Regions from separate parts of the Homo sapiens genome. Here region 2 is linked to region 1. A link is an interaction called in ENCODE POLR2A ChIA-PET data of the cell type or tissue named here. Cell type or tissue: OCI-LY7. All regions are shown on one strand. Each heading gives the region's core, and the rest is flanking DNA. Links, peaks and the distances in the headings are about the cores only.

Region 1 (4,399 bases), core at 180-4,179:
TAATTAGTTCTAACAATTTTTATGAAGTCTTTTAGGGTTTTCTATATATAAGATCATGAAGTATGCAAACAGGGATAGTTTTACTTCTTCCTTTTGATTTGGATGACTTTTTTTTTCTTGCCTAATTGCTCTGCCTATCATGTCCAGAACTACATTGAATGGAAGTGGTGAAAGTAGCATCCTTGTCATGTTCCAGATCTTAGGGGAAAAGCTCTCAGTCTTTCACCATATGATGTTAGCTATGGGTTGTTCATATATGAATATATATTGTGCTGAGATAAGTTCCTTCTGTATCTAATTTAGTGACAATGTCTATTATAAATTACGTGTTGAATTTTGTCACAAGCTCTTTCTGCATCAATAATCATGGGGTTTTATCTCATTTGTTAATGTTGTATATCACACTGGTTGATTTGCATATGTTGCATATATTTGCAAAGCCTATGGCTTTGATATCAGATGACGCTGGCCTTATAACAAGTTTGGAAGTGTTCCCATGCTGATGGAAATTCTAATTATTGTTTAAGACCTAGCCCCCAAAATAAAACCCTCCATGAAATTCTCCTTGGTTCTTCCAATTGGGATAGCAGAGAGTACTTCTCTACTTGAAGATTTCTGTGTTATAAAACCTTAGCAGAGAAGCTAACACCACCTCCTGCCTCCAAGGCGTGGGTGGAATCTTAATCAATATTTACCAGTAACGATGATGAACACATTTCCAAACTTGCTTCCCACTGATTTGAAAGCCATTAGTAATGAGTCTCAGCTCAGGGCTCAGGCTGGGAATAACCTACTAGGCACTAGGCCTCTGAACAGAATTTTAAACAGTTGAAGTTAGTAAGACTTCTTCCTGCCATATAAAAGCTGGAAACAATACAGATTTAAACATATAATGGTTTATTCTCTCATGTAGAAAAAGTCCAGAGGTGATTGGCCCAGGCCTGGTAATGGAGGCTGTAGGCTGTCATCAGGCAGACTCCTTTCTCTCTGCTTTGCTACCTCCAGTGCATGGCCATCCTGAGTCACCTCTTAGTCTAACATGGCTTCTGGTGTGCCAGCCAGTGGATATCCATGCCACGCTGTAGGTCTGGTCATAAAGGGGGAAAAGGGGGAGAAATAACTTTCTTTTCAAAGAGTTTTTGCAAAAGCTCCATAAACACTTCTAGTTACATCTTGTTGGCCACAACATAGTCACCTGGCCATACCTAGATTCAACAGAATCTGGGAAATATTGCCGCTTAAATACAACTGGCATCGTTTTATAAAGGAGGAAGGTGAGAATGGTTGTTGGCATAGCAAGAAGCAGTCCTTGCCAGAGCTGGAAGGCTCTGATGACAGGCGGTGTTACCAGCATGACTCTCACCTGTAAAAGGAATTGTATACAATGGGAATTTTTGGGGCTGACAGTGGGGTGAGGTGGGGAGCATCAAGATCACAATCATATAGAAAACACCTGGAGCCCCAGAAAGTGGCCTGCCCTGCACTGCAGGTTGTCCTTGGGCCTCCTATATATCTTGCTCTGGAGTGTCTTTCTTTGGATCCTCTTCCAAGGGTCTTTCCTAACCCCAGCTCCAAAATGTGGTAGACTGATTTCCAGAAGCCTTCAGAGTCTTTTCAGTCCTTTGTACTTTTCAAAGCACTTTACACACATGATTCTGTTTTATTCTTACCAAAGCCCCATTTAGTAGTAATAGGTGGTGTTTCCTGATCTTGCTAGAAGCCATTCAAGTGTTAAATACTTCTATGTGCATCATCTTGAGTCATTCTCACAATGACTCTGAGAGTCCAGAATTGCTGGAAGCTTATTTTTCAGATGAAGGAATGGAGGCTCAGAGAGGTGATGTGACTTGCCTGAGGTAACACAGGACATAGGTGGGAGTTGAACCCAGTTCTGTTTGATTCTGAAGCTCCAGTTCCTTAGCCATAAGGCTGGAATGGCTCTTATTTCCATTTGACAATTGAGAAAAAGAGCCTAGGGAGTTTAAGTGTGAAAGGTTATAAACAAGTGGGTGATGATGCCCACATCAGGACCCAGCTCCCAGACCTCTCACCACTGGGCTGCCCGGCCTCATCGCCCAGGACCTGTGAGCACACGTACATGCACCAGTCCATGCCAGGCTGACTGGTGCAGCCCAGATTACCTTTAGATCTCTGCCTCCTCCATACAGTTTCCAACCTAGAAGCATCCAGGCTAATCAAGATCAAAGCAGAATTTGTGAGGTGTCTGGGAGAGGCTGCAGATTTAGCAGCAGGGAGGGAAAACCATCTTTTGATTTGTGAGCTGAACCCCTCTGATCTGAAAATCAATAGGAGTAAATTGGTTAGACCCAGGGAGGCCTTTCCCTGCTATGCCCTGCTGCAAGAGCCCTTGAACGTGCTGCTGTCCTGCTGTTCCCCGGCTGCAGTAGCTCTTGAACTTGCCACTGTCCTCCTGCATTGTGACTCCCTCCAGGATGGCCCCTGCAGTGGCCCCTGTGGAAAAGCAGCATCAGATGAAGTCATTATTCTGCGAGGACCAGACAAGAGTTTTTTATTTTTTATTTTTTTTATTATTATTTTCTTTTCTGGTTCCAGCCCATGATGTGACTTCGATAGCTCTTCTTTATTGTTTGTCAGGGGCAGCTGTTCTGGAGTCTCAGTTGCAGAAGAAAGGCCTGGATTTAATAAGTTTTTATAGCAAATGCCAACTGGGCCTATCAAAGCTGCCTGGAGACCCCACAGGGCATGCCATGGCCTCTTTCAAGACTCCTCAGTTCTGTTCAAGAGCTGAGAACTGCAGGCATTTCAGATGCATCGGCCACTGGGGTGAAACGCAGGCCAGGAACTTGTTGTCTCTCCTGTCAATCATTCTGGGCAGAAATTACCAGGGGGGCACTCACTGACCACCTGAGCAGTTTCAGGAGCACCCAGGATCATTAGACCCAAAGCTGGAAGGGAATCTTATCATCATCTTGTTCACTCCTGGATCTCCAGGCTGAACCATGGTAAACCAAACCTATGGGGAATATTTTCCAGTTGTAAATAATTTGGTAGAGGGCCTTGTACCCTGTCTCAGTGCTGGCACATCCTAGGTACTCCATGAATAAACATTGATTGAATGAATATATGAATAAATTGTCACTGTAACTAAAGGCTATAGAGCCAGGAAGTTCTTCAGGGAACTCTGAGAACTCACATTTAATCATCAGCTGCACAGGAGTTTAGAAAAGTGTGAGCTCAAAAACCTAGCACCTAGGTGTTCCCAGCACTGTGCCTCCTGAGCACTGACCTGTTACTCCACCCCCGCCCCATCGTAGGTGGGTTTCTTGGGCTCTGGTTGCTGTAGCAGGATAGTCAAGCTTTACCATCTGACAGATCTAGGTTCAGATCCAGACTCTGCCACCTGTTAGCTACATGATCTTAGGCAAACATCTTTTGGAGACTCACTTTTTCTCAGTAGAATGAGGCAGCAATTTTATCTAACTCTTGGGCTGTTTACAGGTTGCCCGAGACAATGCACGTGAAGAGTGCCTGGCACTTGGTAAAGAGATCACAGTAATGGTTACTATGACATCACCGTGACAGTAGGTCCCTGGATCATTCTTTTCTGTCCACTCCCACCCCTGCATCCAGCCAGGTTCTCCTGGCTACAGTGTAGACCTCACCTTTTCCCATTTTGCCAAGGCCAGAACTGTACTTGTGGAACTTCACTAAGAAAAGAAAGATAGATAAAACCCTTCTATGACTCAAAACACTCATTTTCCTTTAAAATTTCAGGAAATAAACATTCACCTGCCATAAGTTGGATTGACTGGCTTAGCTTACCTGAGGTACAGTCCTAAAACACTTCTATTTCATCATACTTGCCTCAGGATCCTTAATAACACTGATTAATTATTGACAGATTGACTTATTATTTATTATATATTTATGGTGATCCAGGCTTGGGGAATGCAGTGCTGGGTTAGACAGACAATAAACAGTTAAATATTTGGAACACCAGAAGGTTGTCAATGCCCTACAGCCAAAGAGCAATGGGATTATACCTGTAATTGAGCGAAGTTGCCTTTATTGGCTCTTGGCAGTGAGAGAGAATGTATGCTGGGGAGCTGCATTATCCAGATGTCCTTAGTTTTTACCTAGTGTTCCTTTTTCATTCTAGGATCTCATCCAGGATACCATAGTTCATTAGTCCTCACGTCTCCTTAGGGTCTTCTTGGCTGTGACCGTTTCTCGGACTTTCCTTGTCTTTGATGACCTTGACAGTTTTAAGGAGTGCCGATCAGCTATTTTGTAGAATATCTCTTAGTGAGATGTTAGGAAGAAATAATGATAGGGCTTGGAGTTGTGTTGGGTGATTTGGGGGAGGATTCAAGGAAGTGGTTCTTTGCTCCAGATTGGATGCTTCCAGGAAGCAGGG
Region 2 (4,399 bases), core at 158-4,157, 52 kb after region 1:
GCCAGTTTTTCTTTCCAGTAAAAATGGTATTTCATGAAAAATGCACCATTTGACTTTGCAACTCAGTTACACAAATGGTTTTCCTGGAGGCACTCGTTCTACTTTGGGGTGCAGCAAGAGCTTTATGTGTACACAACTTTCCATTTCTTCAATATTATTAAAGTCATGTACTCTTAAGAGCAAGACTTAATACAATTAATATTTTTTGCTACTTCATCAAGGACATTCTTAAGTAAAAATGGCTCCCTCTGACCCCCATTATGAGCATGTATGATGAAGAATACAATGCCTACTAGTATAGTTTGGTGCCCTGCCTTGATTTGTGCTAAGGCAACAGCAGTTTTGCTCACCACTGCTTTGCACCATCAGTGCAACTACTGACATTGTGAAAAGATGCATAATGTCTTAGTTTCAATGCAGGCAAACCCCAAAATTGGGGCTCAGCCCAGGAGGGTTCTTGGCTTCACACAGGAAATAATTCATGCGTGAACCAACAGAGCAAAGCCAAAGCAAGTTTATTCGAACAACAGACAGCAGCAGCAGCCCTGTGGATTGCTGGCTAGCAGTATATATGGCTATTCCTTGACTATATGCTACGTAAGGGGCAGTTTATTCATGACTTTTCTGGAAAAGAGCTGGGGAGTTCCTGGAACCAAGGATTCCTCCCCTTTTAAACCACATAAGGTAACTTCTAGGGGTTGCCATGGCATTTGTAATCTGTCAAGCCACTGGTAGGAGTGTCTTTTAGCATGCAAATTAATTATAATTAGCATATAATGAGCAATGAGAGCAACTAGAGGTTGCTGTAGTCACCATCTTGGTTTTCGCTGGTTTCTTTGCTGAGTTGGGTGCTGGGAACACAAGTCCTGCTGATCTCCTGTCTCAGTTTTACCATGAAAATAGTTTTTGATCTCACAGACTCTTGAAAAGGTCCATGGGCCACACTTTTAGAACTGTTACTCTAGTGTTTTCCCATTAGGTGCTGATTTTTTAGTTTACTATTTTTATTAAGGAGGTTTTCCTAGTTTTTGGAGTTTTTAAAAAACATAAATGTTTGTTTAAATGTTTCCATTTTTTAAATCAGTGGATATGAACATATTCTCTTTAATTCTGTTAATATAATTAATTGTTTTAATTACATTATTTCTTTGATTGCCTTGTTTAGGGACTGCTGTTAATGTATGTTGTATATTAGCACCTGTCTTCTGTATCTATTACTTTCTCTTAAATTATTTTTTATCTTTTTATTTTTGTTTGATTTTTAATTTCCTTTTTCTATTTCTGTTACTGTTTTCCATTATGTATGTTAGCTCTTATGTTTAACATTCATATGTGAAGTAATTGGTTTCTTCTTATTTCCTTACTGATGAAAGAAAAACTTCAGCTGAATTAAATTTAAAGGCATTTAATTCAGCAATAGACAATTTGTGAATTGGGCAGCCTCCTGAGCCAGAGTAGGCTTAGAGACTCCAGTGCAGCCATGTGGTGGAAGAAGATTTATAGATAGAAAAAGGAAAGTGATATACAGAAAACAGAAGTGAGGTACAGAAACAGCTGGATTGGTTACAGATTGGCATTTGCCTTATTTGAACAGGGTTCAAACAGTTGGCTACATTTGATTGGCCAAAACTCGGTGACTGGCACAAGCGTAAGCTCTGATCTGTTTATACCTCCACTTGTTATAGTTCATGATGTACAGAGAAACCTTTAGGCTGAACTTAAAATATGTAAGGTGGCAGCTTCAGGCTAAACTTGATTTAACATTACTGAGCTCTATTTTTTTTTATCTTCCTGCTGACTAATCATGTAAACTGTATTTTTCTATTTTAATTTATGTTGTTCTTTTAGAGCTTCTGTTTTCTTCTTTAATAGCACTTAAATCCATCTTGTGACTTTTTTTTTTTTTTTTTGAGATGGGGTCTCGCGCTGTCACCCAGGCTGGAGTGTGGTGGCGCGATCTCGGCTCACTGCAAGCTCCGCCTCCCGGGTTCACATCTTGTGACTTTTCTTAGTGTGCTTCCTTTGGGGTATGTTTCTCATATCATTTTCTGCCTTTTCCTTGCAATATCACTATATATATATGTTTAATTACAATCATTTTCTATGGCTCTTGTTTAAATGAGATGCATTTTCCTGAACTTTTAGGAAGTTTTAGGTTCCTGTGTGATAGTGGAAGTGGACCAAAATAGATAGCTTTCCTAGCACAGTATTTTCAGGGCTTTCTCCTTTAGTGTTACTTTAAAAGATTTTAAAATATGCCCTCTGTGTGTAGCCACCTTTATAGTGCTTTTAAAGCTATGTCTTCCCTGGTTCTCTCCCTCACCAGTATCTGAACCTTCTCTTTTCTTTTACCTCGTCTATGTCTGGCTTCTTTCACTCATTATGTTTGTGAGATTAATTTATGTTGTTTCATGTATAGGATTCCATTATATAAATATATAACTTATTTATTCTACTATTGCTTGATACTTGGGATATTTTCAGTTTGGGCTGCTATAAACATTCTTCTATATACCATTTGATGCTCATATGAATGCATTTCTGTTGGATATTGGATTAATTATCTGGGGCTGCTATAACAAAGTACCACAAACTAAGTGACTTAAACAACAGAAATTTATTATCTCACATTTTTGGTGGCCAGAACTCCAGGATGAAGATGTTAGCCAGGCCTGTCCTCACTCTGAAGGCACTAGGGAAGGATCTGTTCCAGGCTTCTCTCCTAGCTTCTGGGACAGCTTTGACTTGCAGTAGCGTAACTCCAGTTTTCACAGGGAATTTTCCCTATGTAAGTGCTTCTGGGTTCAAATTCCCCCTTTTCATAAGGACACCAGCTATCTACATTTGCAACAACTCTATTTCCAAATAAGGTCACATTCTGTGGTACTGGGGTTAGCACTTCAACATACAAATTTTTGGCAGACACAATTTAGACCATGACAGGTATATACCCAGAAGTGGAATTGCTAAATTATCAAGTGGCTAGTAGATACTACCAACAGTTTTCCACAGTAGTATACTAATCTACACTCCAAGTAGTCATGTGTCAGACTTCCAATAGGGTATAGTAATGTTTGGCACCTTATTTAGTTCAGTATAATTTCAAAATGAACAGAAGAATTGCAAGAATAGTACAAGGAACTCCCACGTCTCCTCTATCAAGATTCATCAGTTGTTTACATTTTTCCCTATTTGATTTATCATTCTGTGGGTGCATATAATTTTATTATCTGAACCATTCGAGAGTAACTTGGAGACATTTTGCCCCCTTAAATACCTAGGTATACATTTTCTAAAAACAAGGATATTCTCTTATATAACCACAGTGTAATGATCAAAGTCAGACTATTTAACATTGATGTAGTACTATTATCTAATCCATAGTCCATATTCAAATTTCAATAAGTGTCTAATTAATGTTCTTTATAGCTCCTCTGCCCCTCTGTCCCTAGTCCAGATCTGATCCATGGTCATTCATTGTATTGGTTTTTATGTCTGTTTAGTCTATTTGAATCTGGAAGAATTTCTCAGCCAATCTTTGTCTTCTTGGCCTTGGAATTTTCAAAGTGTTTAGGTCAGTTATTTTATATATTGGCCCTCAATTTGCATTTGCTTTATGTTTCCTCGTATTTTGATTCAAGTTATAGATTTTTGGCAAAACCCCATAAAACTGATAGTATTTCCTTTTCAGTGCATCATGTCAGGAGGCACAGGATGTTGGTTTTTTCCCAATGTTAGTAATGTTAACTTTGATCACTTGGTTAAGATGTTGTCTGCCAAGTTTCTCCATGACATTACTAGCCTTGATTTACTGATTCTTTTTTCTGCCATCTTCAATCTGTTAATTCCATCTAGAAAATTTTTCATCTCAGGTGTTTTAGTTTTCAGTTCTGTGATTCCCATTTGATTCTCTTTTATAGTTTCTATTTTTCTGCTGATATCCTCCATATGTTCATATCATATGATCATATTTTTCTTTAAGTCTTTTAACCTACTTATAATAGTGACTTTAAACTTGTTTTCTACTAATTCTAGCAATTGGGTCCTCTTAGGGTCAGATTTTATTGACTGGTTTTTCTCTTAACTGTGGATTACAATGTACCGTCATATGTCTAGTAATTGTTTTGGCCACCAGACATTGTGGGTGATATGTTGTGATAATTTCTGAATCTCTTGTATTACTCTGAAGAGTGTGGATTTTTGTTCTGATGGGCAGTTAACTTGGCTGGCTCAAATTCCAGACTACTCACATGTTTTGGGCAGCCCCTGAAAGTTCTGCTTAGTTTTTTCAGCCTTTCCAGCTGTTGTCATTTGCTGGCAGCCTCATAGTCTTCTCTGTGTATTTGTAGTTCAGAGGTTGGTCAAAGATTGGGTAGAAAATATAGAGAGATTTTAGAAC

The links. ChIA-PET counts read pairs that join two places held together with the same protein. Peaks named below come from ENCODE experiments on the same cell type or tissue, not always from the same donor. Only the 100,000 strongest peaks of a DNase experiment are listed, where the experiment ranks them.
Region 2: POLR2A ChIA-PET joins it to region 1 with 10 read pairs; 6 of 35 experiments call an interaction of 5 or more read pairs at or near these places.

Annotation. Positions count from the first base shown.
Region 1 is chr16:71,325,257-71,329,655 of GRCh38, reverse strand. It overlaps LOC102725168 (a long non-coding RNA gene), which reads right to left and starts at 3,520. Exons shown (of 3, transcript XR_933711.3): 1 at 3,427-3,520; 2 at 1,364-2,472; 3 at 881-1,087. In OCI-LY7, for the core only: no CTCF peak of the experiment used is centred there; no DNase peak of the experiment used is centred there.
Region 2 is chr16:71,273,241-71,277,639 of GRCh38, reverse strand. No RefSeq gene overlaps it. Among named protein-coding and RNA genes, the nearest start is that of CMTR2, 14 kb to the left of the region's middle. In OCI-LY7, for the core only: no CTCF peak of the experiment used is centred there; no DNase peak of the experiment used is centred there.